Linked DNA regions of Homo sapiens: regions 1 and 2 are each linked to region 3. The links are chromatin contacts, found by Hi-C or POLR2A ChIA-PET in ENCODE. All regions are on one chromosome and are shown on one strand. Each heading gives the region's core, a stretch centred on a gene start or an enhancer-like site at or near the end of the contact. The rest is flanking DNA. Distances are from core to core; before and after follow the strand shown.

Region 1 (3,123 bases), core at 132-2,631, 180 kb after region 3:
CCCACTCAGCCCTTCCCCACCAGCAAAACGGAAGTGTGAATTCAGGGGTACTCTCTATTCTGAGGTCTCGAGATCAGAATTTGGCGGGGGGGTCAAAAATTTATACGATTTGTGGGGTCTCTTTAAGAGAAAGAACACAAAAGTTACTAAAGTTAATTGTTGCAAAAATGAGAAGAGGAAAATCTCATCACAATGCCTCTCATAATGGGGATCATAGGATTTGATAGATGACAACCACATGTCCTCCAGTGAGTCATTTCTTTTTTATTGTTTTAAATTTAATTTCTTTATTATTATTTTTTGAGACAGGGTCTTGCTCTGTCACTCAGGCTGGAGTGCAGTGGCACCATCACTGCACCTTGAACTTTTGGGTCAAGCGATCCTCCCACCTCAGACTTCCGAGTAGCAGGACTGCAGGAGGGCACCACCATGCCCAGATAGTGTGTGTTGTGTGTGGTGTGTATGTTGTGTGTGGTGTGAGTGTGGTGTGCATGTGTTGTGTGTATGGTATGTGATGTGCGTGTGGTGTGCGGTATGTGGTGTGTGGTGTGTGTGGCATGCATGTGTCGTGTGTGTGTGTGGTGTGCATGTGTGTTGTGTGTGTTGCGTGTGATGTATTGTTTGATGGTTTCTTTTGTAGAGACAGGGTCTTATGTTGCCCAGGCTGATCTTGAACTTGTGATCCCATGTGATCCTCCTGTACAATTTTAAATTACAAATTTTAAAAAGCGGACAAATAACACAAATAGAAAATGAACATGGTTATGAATCAACTCTCCAGCACACCTCTATGAAACTTTTTTTTTTACTTGCATGCATTTTGCCTTTGTAATGTTGTTTTCTTCTGTAGAGAGGATAGAAAGGGCCAGCCCCCTATCCCCTGTATGCTCCCATCCTCTGAGTCCTGGAGAATTTGGTTCCAGAATGAACCAAAGCAAGATGCAAAGAGGAAGCTCCTCTCCGAAACGGGAGAAAAGAGGAGGCATCATTTTCCCCATGTCTCATGGTTTCACCCTTAACTGTGTCTGCATTTTAGAGGTTGACATATTTCCATTTTCCAGCTGTGCTTTCTCTCCTATGTCCTATAGACTCCTGCCCAACACCTCCTCATTCACAAAACTGTGTTTGTGTGTGTTCTGGGTGTGTGGAATGGTGTGTGTGTGTTGTGTGTTGTGTGTGATGTGTGTGGTGTATATGTGGTGTGCATGTATTGTGTGTTATGTGTAGTGTATGTGTGTTGTGTTTGTGTGGTGTGTGTGTTGTGTGTGGTGTATGTCGTGTGTGTGTGTGTATGTGTGTGTGCAGTCTTTCTCCTGGAGAAGGGCGCCCTGCTGCACAGTCTGAGGCGTCTGTCTCGATTCTGTCAATCAGAAACAGTTTATGGAGAAGCTGAGTGGGCCTCTTCTCTTCCTAGAGTGTAAATAGGATGAAGTCTTTCTCTCCAGTCCATCCTCTTTATAATACTTTTGAAGAACAGTCCTGGTTAAAGCACCCTTTTCAAAAGTTTCCAAATGGCCTCCCATGGCCTTCCAAATCCCTGGACCCTGGGCAGCATTCAGGGCCTCCGCAGATGGCCTCACCTGCCTGATCTTTCACTGCTTCCTTCTTAAGCTCTGGGCTCCAGCAAAACCCGGAACCTGCCGTGGGCTCAGCACTCCCTCTACCGGCATGCCCTCCTTTTCCACATCCACCTGCTGAGAGCCATCTGTCAGGGTTCAGCTCAAATGCCACCTGCTCCAGGGAGCCTTACCTGATATGCAGAGAGAAGTGAACCTCTTCCGCTCAGACACCTCAGTGGTGTTTACCTCCCCAATGGCCCTTCTCCCATCCAGCCCTGTGTAACAGTATTCTGTGTGCATGATCCTTGCTCCCTGACTGCAGGGATTGTTGTCTACCTCATTTACACATCCTGCACAAGTGTTTGTTGAGCGAATGAGTCTCTCTCTCTTTTTTTTTTTTTGAGACAAAGTCTGGCTCTACTACCCAAGCTGGAGTGTAGTGGTGCGATCTTGACTCACTGCAACCTCTGCCTCCTGGGCTCAAGCCATCCTCCCACCTCAGCCTCCAGAGTAGCTGGGACTGTAGGCACGCCCTACTGTGCTTGGCAAATTTTTGTATTTTTTGTAGAGATGGGGTTTTGCCACCTTGCCCAGGCTGGTCTCAAGCTTGTGAGCTCAAGTGATCTGCCTGCCTTGGCCTCCCAAAGTGCTGGGATTACAGGTGTGAGCCACCTTGCCTGGCCTGATTCTCCTTTTTTGATAGAGGAAAACATTGGCCCTCAGAGAGGTTAAGTGATTTACCTGAAGTCACTCAGATGGTGAGCAGCAGAGTCAGATCTGGAGCCCAGGCCTGAGAACTCAGGCCAGCATCACCCTCCACACCCACATACGGTGTCCCTGGATCAGTGGTACTGACTCTTGATTCAGAGTCCGAGGGGCCTGTGCGAGCATGGCAGAGCCTCCGCACACTCCTCATCCCCCACCCCAGGAAATGTGCTAGTTCATGACCCTTGGGGAAAGAAGGGCTTGCCGATGGCCCCTGATCAGTTCACCCGGGTCTGCATCAGCTTAAGGTCAGCAGGGAGGTGAGGCAGGATAAAGAGCTAGGCAGAGATTTTGATCCCTTTTTCAGATATCTATTGTCACTGTCTCCCATCACAGTGGGTTATGGAGAGGTGTCTGATCGGATGTTATTTTGGATTTGTGGCTGAGTGTATGTAAACACTTGTAAGTATTTTTAACCCATTATTATAAAACATTTCACAAAAGTAGAGCAAACGATACAACAACCCCCCCATGTACTATCATCCAGCTATGACAGGTGTCAGCTGATGGGCAGTTTCCACATTCTGGATTCTGCTGATTGCAGCCCTGGGTGTCCTTTAACATTTTGTCCCTAGTCTTATATTTCCTGTAAACTAGTAGTTAGATCTAGAAGCTGGATTGGGTTTGATTTTTTTTTTCTTGTCAAGAATACTTACTTTACAGGTGGTGGTGTTATTTCCATCAGGAGCACACAATGTTATGGACACTTTAATGTTTAACATAGTTAAAAGTAGATCAGTGTTGTCACACACGTCTGAACAATGTGAAAGCCGACTCACCCAATAGACACTGGAAATGA
Region 2 (3,157 bases), core at 529-3,028, 210 kb before region 3:
GCCCGGCTAATTTTTGTACTTTTAATAGAGACGGGGTTCCACCATGTTGGCCAGGCTGGTCTGGAACTCCTGACCTCAAGTGATCCTCCTGCCTCAGCCTCCCAAAGTGCTGGGATTACAGGTGTGAGCCACTGTGCCCAGCCTTAATTTTATTTTTTTAAGGGCAAGTAGCATTCCATGATGTATATATACCACATTTTTAAAATAATGCCCCGTTGATGAACACTTAGGTTGATTCCCTATCTTTGCTATTGTGAATAGTGCTGGAATAAACATATGAGTGCAGATATGTTTTTGATATAATGAGTTATTTTCCTTTGGGCAGATGCCCGGTAGTGGGACTGCTGGGTGGAACGGTAGCTCTATTTTTAGTTCTTTGAGCAATTGCCATACTGTTTTCCACAGTGAATGAACTAATTTACGTTCCCACCAGCAGGGTTCCCTTTCTCCACATCTTCACCAACATCTGTTGTTTTTTTACTTTTTAATAATAGCCATTCTGACTGGTGTAAGATGCTCTCTCATTGCATTTTATTCATTTTTATAACTCTAGGGCTGAGCATGGCATCTGACAGACTAAATGCTGCATGAATGTTGAGTCATGAATAGACAGGGGCTGGATGCAGGAAGGAACAAATCAAAGCATGAAGGAATGAATGAATGAATTTCATGGTGACAACTCCGAGGAGAGTGATATGAGGATGTTAGGGAAAAGGAGTGGAGAGCATAAGGGATACTCCTTTTCCCTATCTGCCCATCCTCAAAAAGTTGGAAAGTTCTTTGTGCTGGTTCTTTCTGGTGCCGGGGAGACGGCAGCAGTGAGTGGGCAGAATGCTTGCCTGGCTGTGGGGCGCAGCAGCCTGGAGGGCTGCTCTGAGCAGGACCAAGATCTGCCCATGCACCTTGATTCAACCGGCTCTTTTTATCAACCAGGGTCACAGGGCATGGGAGTCTCCTTCCTCTGGACTACTAATTTTTTTGTTTTAAGAGACAAATAGAAATCCCTCTTTGTACATGATATCCTCTGTGCTTCTTATATAAACCATTACTGAGACACTATGTCACTTTTATGGTTGTGTCTCTGTCTTGTCACACATCTGGACATTCTCTGTCAGTGATCCTGATCTGCATAGACTGAGGCTTTTGTTGTGTGTAACAGACACTGTTTGAGCGTGGGGAAATTGCAGTCAGGTCTGTACTATCTTCTTCTCTGAATAAGCAGAAAACAAAGGAGAAGAAAACTCCAGAATTGGATGTGGCCTTTACTAGCACAAACCCCTACTTGTTTCGCTGAATTGTTCCCCCGATTATCTAGCTTTAAAGTCTCCCCCTTTAGGAGAGACCAGACAGCAGAGGGGTCAAGTACTGCTATCCCTGCTCTGCTAATCATTGGCTGTGTGGCCTTGGGCAAGTTACTGAATCTGTCTGAGCTTCAGCCTTCGAATCTGTCAGATGAGGTACTTTTAGTAGCTACACAAAGACAGTGCATAAAGCGCTTAGCAGAGTGCTTCACAGCGCTCAGAGCCAGAGCTGTTCTTACCTCGTTTCTGAACCACCCTTTCTGGTGCCTGCGTCTGAACATTTGGTCTCTGTTCCACAGCTGAGATGAGGCTATCCTGGGTGCTGCAGACTAATGACTGAAAAGAACTGTGCCTTACAAAATCTCGGTCACCTCAGAACGAAACTGCTTATGCGGAACACAATGAGATCTTTAAGCAGACCTGCAAAGCAGTTTCTCTTTTAGTATAATCAAACGTGAGTCATGGTGTTTGAGATTCTCTTGCAGTGACTCCAGCTTTCCTCCCTCCAGCTGAAGGCCCCTCTAAGGGCACGAAAGACCTCTCTGCTGGGGTGGTGCCTCCCAAATCCACATCTTCCCATGAGAGACATCTCGTTCACCCCAGTCCTCCTAAATCCCACAAACCTGATGTGGGGTTTCAGGCAGCACCATATGAAGAAGAGTGGCGCCCGGTCCCAGATGCACACACAGCACCCCCAGACACATACAGCACCCCAGACGCACACACAGCACCCCCAGACACACACAGCACCCCAGACACACACACACAGCACCCCCAGACGCACACACAGCACCCCCAGACGCACACACAGCACGCCACTGGCTCGGGTGCATCGAGAACACTTGAGGCCTGAGGACTCTCCGTAAATATTTATTGAATGCATTGCACTGCAGGCACAGTCCTTGACTATAGCCCTCTCTGGAAAAATAGTAACGATTTCCCCAAACACTAAGTCCAAACACTAAATCAGCTTGTGTTTATCCTCCGTATTATTTTTTTTGTAAACCAAGACATGCTATGGTTTCCCTTTATGGCAGCTAAGGCTCAGCAATCCCATTACTTTGGATTTATTCCATTTGGCATAATCTTTTAAATTGGATTTTTGCCTCTTTGCCTCCTGATAACTCAGCCAAGCGTCAATTTTATTGCTTCTGTTTGTAATACCTGAAGCCTTGAGCTTATTACTCAACTCATTCCTTTGCCTCCCTGTTTCTATGCACAGGAGGAACCTGGCGCAGGCTTTTCCAGGCCTGAGAGTTGAAAGCTCTGTCTTGCTTTCTTTACTACAACGTTCTCTCCTTTGACTGAGACTTTGCCCAAAGGATGCAATGCCAGGGCAATGCCACAGCATCTGCTTTCACAAAACAAATGTCATGGACTGGGCAAGGCTGGGTTTCTGTTCCAGGGCGTGACCTCCATGGGTATGGCTGCCTCCATCACGGAGAGGCAGCCTGTGCGTGAGGCTCAGCTCCCCGCTCACCAGCCTTGCGACCAGGGCAAGCAACCCGAGCTTCTCAGACTTCAGTTCCTCATAGCAAATTGAGGGTGACAAAGGGCACCTACCTTGCAAGGTGGTTTTACAAATTAGAGATAATTGCCAGGCACAGTGGCTCATGCCTATAATTCCAACACTTTGGGAGGCCAAGGCAGGATGATCACTTGAGGTCAGGAGTTTGAGACCAGCCTGGGCAACATAGAGAGACCCTGTATCTACAAAAACTATAAAAAATTAGCCCTACATGGTGGCTTTTGCCCCTAGTCCCAGCTACTTCGGAGGCTGAGGTGGGAGGATTGATTGAGCCCAGGAGGTGGGGGCTGAAATGAGTTCAATGAGTTGTGGTTATGCCACTGCACTC
Region 3 (3,456 bases), core at 733-3,232:
ACCCTGTTATGAACCGCGCATGCGAGGGATCTAGGTTCACATTCCTTATGAGAATCTAATGCCTGGTGATCTGAGAACAGTTTCATCCTGAAACCATCCCCCACTAGTCCATGGAAAAATTGTCTTCCACAAAACTGGTTCCTGATGCCGAAAAGGTTGGGGACTGTTGCTGTAGAACACTAGAACTTATTCCTCCTATCGAGCTGTAATTTTGTATTCATTAACCACCCCTTGGCTACTCCTCCCACCCCCCACATCTGCAGCCTCTACTCTAGTAACCACTATTCTACTCCATAGTTTTATGAGATCAATACAATTGATGGCTATGTATTAATTTTAGAACCCGCAACCTTGCTGAACTCGTTTATTCTAGTAGTAATTTTTTAGTGGATTCTTTAGGGTTTTCTTTATATAAAATCATGTTACATACAAATAAAGATAGGTTTACTTCTTCCTTTCAAATTTGGATGCCTGTTTTTCTAACTGCTGGCTAGAACCTATGGTACAGTATTGAGTAGAAGTTAACAAGAGGGAATTTTCTTGTCTTTTTCCTAATCTTAGAGGAAAAGCATCCAGTGTTTTCGCTATTAAGTAAGATATTAGCTGTGAGTTTTTTATAGATGCGTTTTGTCAGATTGAGGAGCTCTTTTCCTCTTTTATTTTATTAATTCCGTAAATCAATCTTTTCTTTTGTTAAGACAGGGTATTGCTCTGTTGCCCAGGCTGAAGTGCAGTGCTGTGATCTTGTCTTACCACACCCCTGCCTTCTGGGTGAAAGTGATTCTTCCATTTCAGTCCCCTGAGTAGGTGGGACTACAGGCGTGTGCCACCACGCCTGGCTAATGTTTTGTATTTTTGGTGGAGATGGGTTCTCACCATGTTGCCCAGGCTGGTCTTGAACTCCTGAGCTCAAATGATCCGCCCCTCAGTGTCCCAAAGCATTGGGATTACAGACATGAGCCATTGTATCTGGCCCATAAATACAATTTTTATTGTATTCAGAGAGGAATTCTTTTCTATGTTTTTATCATGACAAGGTGTTGGATTTTTGTCACCTGATTTTTGTGTGTGTGTGTGTGTGTATTAAGATGATTCTGTGATTCTGGTTTTTTAATTCAATTGATATGCTATTTTATGTTAGCCCATTTCAACCTACCTCTTTTGTGCTGTTATTATTATTTATATTATATATATATATATAATTTTTTTTTTTTGAGTCTCTGTCACCCTGGCTGGAGTGCAGTGGTGTGATCTGGGCTCACTGCAACCTCCGCCTCCCGGGTTCAAGCAATTCTCCTGCCTCAGCCTCCTGAGTAGCTGGGATTACAGGCGCCTGCCACCACACCTGGCTAGTTTTTGTATCTTTAGTAGAGACGGGGTTTCGCTATGTTGGTCAGGCTGGTCTCGAACTCCTGACCTCGTGATCTGCCCGCCTCGGCCTCCCAAAGTGCTGGCATTACAGGCGTGAGTCACCATGCCTGGCCTATAATATATATATATAGTTTTATACAGTTGCTTTTTAAATCAATTAAGAGAAGAAAGAAAAAATACACATTTATAGTGTCCTTTATAATTAACAATTGCTGTTACAGGTACTCTTGTATGTTTTTTCATGTGGACTTTACTTGCTGTTTGAGAACACTTGCTTCTAGCCTGAACAACTTTCTTTAGTATTTCTTGTAAGGTATGTCTGTTAGCATAGGAACAACTTCTGTTAGGTTTTCGTTTTAGAAAAGTCTTTTTTTTTTTTGAGATAGGTCTCGCTCTGTTGCCCAGTCTGGAGTGCAGTAGTGCGGTCACAGCTCACTGCAGCCTCAACCTCTTGGGCCCAAGTGGTTCTCCCACCTCAGTCTCCTGAGCAGCTTGGGACTACAGGTGCACACCACCACGCCTGGCTAATTTTTAAATTTTTTGTAGAGATGGTGTCCCCCTGTGTTGCCTAAGTTGGTCTTGAACTACTGGGCTCCAGTGATCCTCCGTCCTCAGCCTCCCAAAGTGCTGGGATTACAGTTGTGAACCACCATGCCCTTATGGGAAAGTCTTTATTTCACATTTAGATGGAAGCATTGGCAGATTCAGCATTGTTGGTTGACGGTTTTTTAAAATTTTTTTTTTCCTTTCTTTGAGCGCTTTGAATATATTACCCCACTGACTCATAGCTACCAGGTTTCTGCTTAGAAGTCAGCCTTTCGTCTCAACTGGAGTTTCCCTTATAAGTGATGCATCCTCTTTTCTTGCTGTGTCTTTTTGTCTTTGACTTTCAGCATTTTTATTATCAAGTGTCTTATTTGTTGATGTTTTTGTGTTTATGACATACACTTTGTTTTTCTTTTTTACATGACATATATTCTTAAATTCTAGTTTATGCTAAATGCCTATATGTTTCAGTTAAGTATTTTTTTAAAAATTGGACACCTCAGTTATAATGTATCAACTTTGTTAGCTAGAATTTTTAGATTATCCAGAATTGTTATGTCTCAGCTGATAATATATTACTATACTTAAATATTACAAGCATTCTCATAGAAGACATTCGTAACTAAATTGGAAACAAACTAAAATAAAATGGCGATATGCATTCCTTTCCTGAGTTGTGTTTTGCTTAGATTAGGTATCATTCTACATGTAAAATTGTGCAGTGCTAGCTCTTTAAAAAGGCAGTGGCTCTGAGGGTGTAGGCTGCGTGGAGTTTATACCATGGTGTATTCGTTTCCTAGGGTCTTTCCTAACAGATACCGTAAATTGAATGGCTTAAACAGCAGACATTGGTCATCTTACAATTCTGGATTCCAGAAGTCCAAAATCAGCATCTCACCAGGACCATGCCCTCTCTGAAGGTGCTGGAGAAGGATCTGCCCCAGGCTTCTCTACTTGCTTCCGGCAGCCTCAGGCATTCCTTGGCTTGTAGATGGCCCTCTTTTCCCTGTGTCTCTTCACATCTTCCCTGTGTCTGTGTCCAAATTTCCCTTTTTTATAATAGCAGGATGCCAGTCATACTGGATTAGGAATTACCTTCATGACCTCATTTTAACTTGATTAGCTTTGTAAAGACTATCTCTAAATAAGGTTACATTATGAAGTACTGAAGATTAGGAGTTCAATTTATCTTTATTTAGAGGAGGGGGTGCATAGTTCAATGCATAACGGATGAATTAAAGGAATATTGCCATCTTAAGTGCCTTCTGAAACAAGGTAGGAAATTAGGGAATCATACTTTTTCAAGGGGAGTAGCAATTGGTTCATTTTAGGTATCTTTTTAACTGACTCTGAACCTACTTATAAGCCAACATCGGAGCTCTGCAGTGGTGGAACTTACAAGTTAATTTTGCATTAATCTTATAATGGCTGACATTTCCTAGAAGTGGGTGTAGTTAACTAATTGCTTGATTCTATCCTCTCCATAACTGCTCACTCCTCTCCCTACCTTATACCCCTAGCCTTTAGCCGTGTGCGTTA

The links. Hi-C counts contacts between places; a loop is a spot of excess contacts on that map. ChIA-PET counts read pairs that join two places held with the same protein, here RNA polymerase II (POLR2A). Pooled maps may share reads with other maps.
Region 1: a loop to region 3 is called in a pooled map, with 2.9 times the contacts of the local background. The contact joins two enhancer-like sites. A Hi-C loop is called at or near these places in 1 of 37 single-sample maps with no recorded cell type and 7 of 50 pooled maps. POLR2A ChIA-PET finds 5 or more read pairs at or near these places in 1 of 52 experiments (MCF 10A).
Region 2: a pooled map shows a loop between it and region 3 (5-fold over the local background). The contact joins two enhancer-like sites. A Hi-C loop is called at or near these places in 4 of 37 single-sample maps with no recorded cell type and 10 of 50 pooled maps. POLR2A ChIA-PET finds 5 or more read pairs at or near these places in 2 of 52 experiments (activated CD4-positive, alpha-beta T cell and naive thymus-derived CD4-positive, alpha-beta T cell).

Annotation. Positions count from the first base shown.
Region 1 is chr13:26,970,868-26,973,990 of GRCh38, reverse strand. No RefSeq gene overlaps it. Among named protein-coding and RNA genes, the nearest start is that of USP12-AS1, 150 kb to the left of the region's middle. Within about 2 kb of position 1,381, at least 5 of the 41 ENCODE cell types and tissues checked have a DNase peak (open chromatin) inside an H3K27ac peak, as active enhancers do.
Region 2 is chr13:27,351,877-27,355,033 of GRCh38, reverse strand. No RefSeq gene overlaps it. Among named protein-coding and RNA genes, the nearest start is that of GTF3A, 71 kb to the left of the region's middle. RefSeq lists an enhancer at 1,798-1,867. Within about 2 kb of position 1,778, at least 3 of the 41 ENCODE cell types and tissues checked have a DNase peak (open chromatin) inside an H3K27ac peak, as active enhancers do.
Region 3 is chr13:27,146,422-27,149,877 of GRCh38, reverse strand. The region is part of intron 1 of USP12 (ubiquitin specific peptidase 12); the gene reads left to right. The region is part of intron 1 of USP12-AS1 (USP12 antisense RNA 1); the gene reads right to left. Among named protein-coding and RNA genes, the nearest start is that of USP12-AS1, 23 kb to the right of the region's middle. RefSeq lists an enhancer at 1,947-2,136. Within about 2 kb of position 1,982, at least 2 of the 41 ENCODE cell types and tissues checked have a DNase peak (open chromatin) inside an H3K27ac peak, as active enhancers do.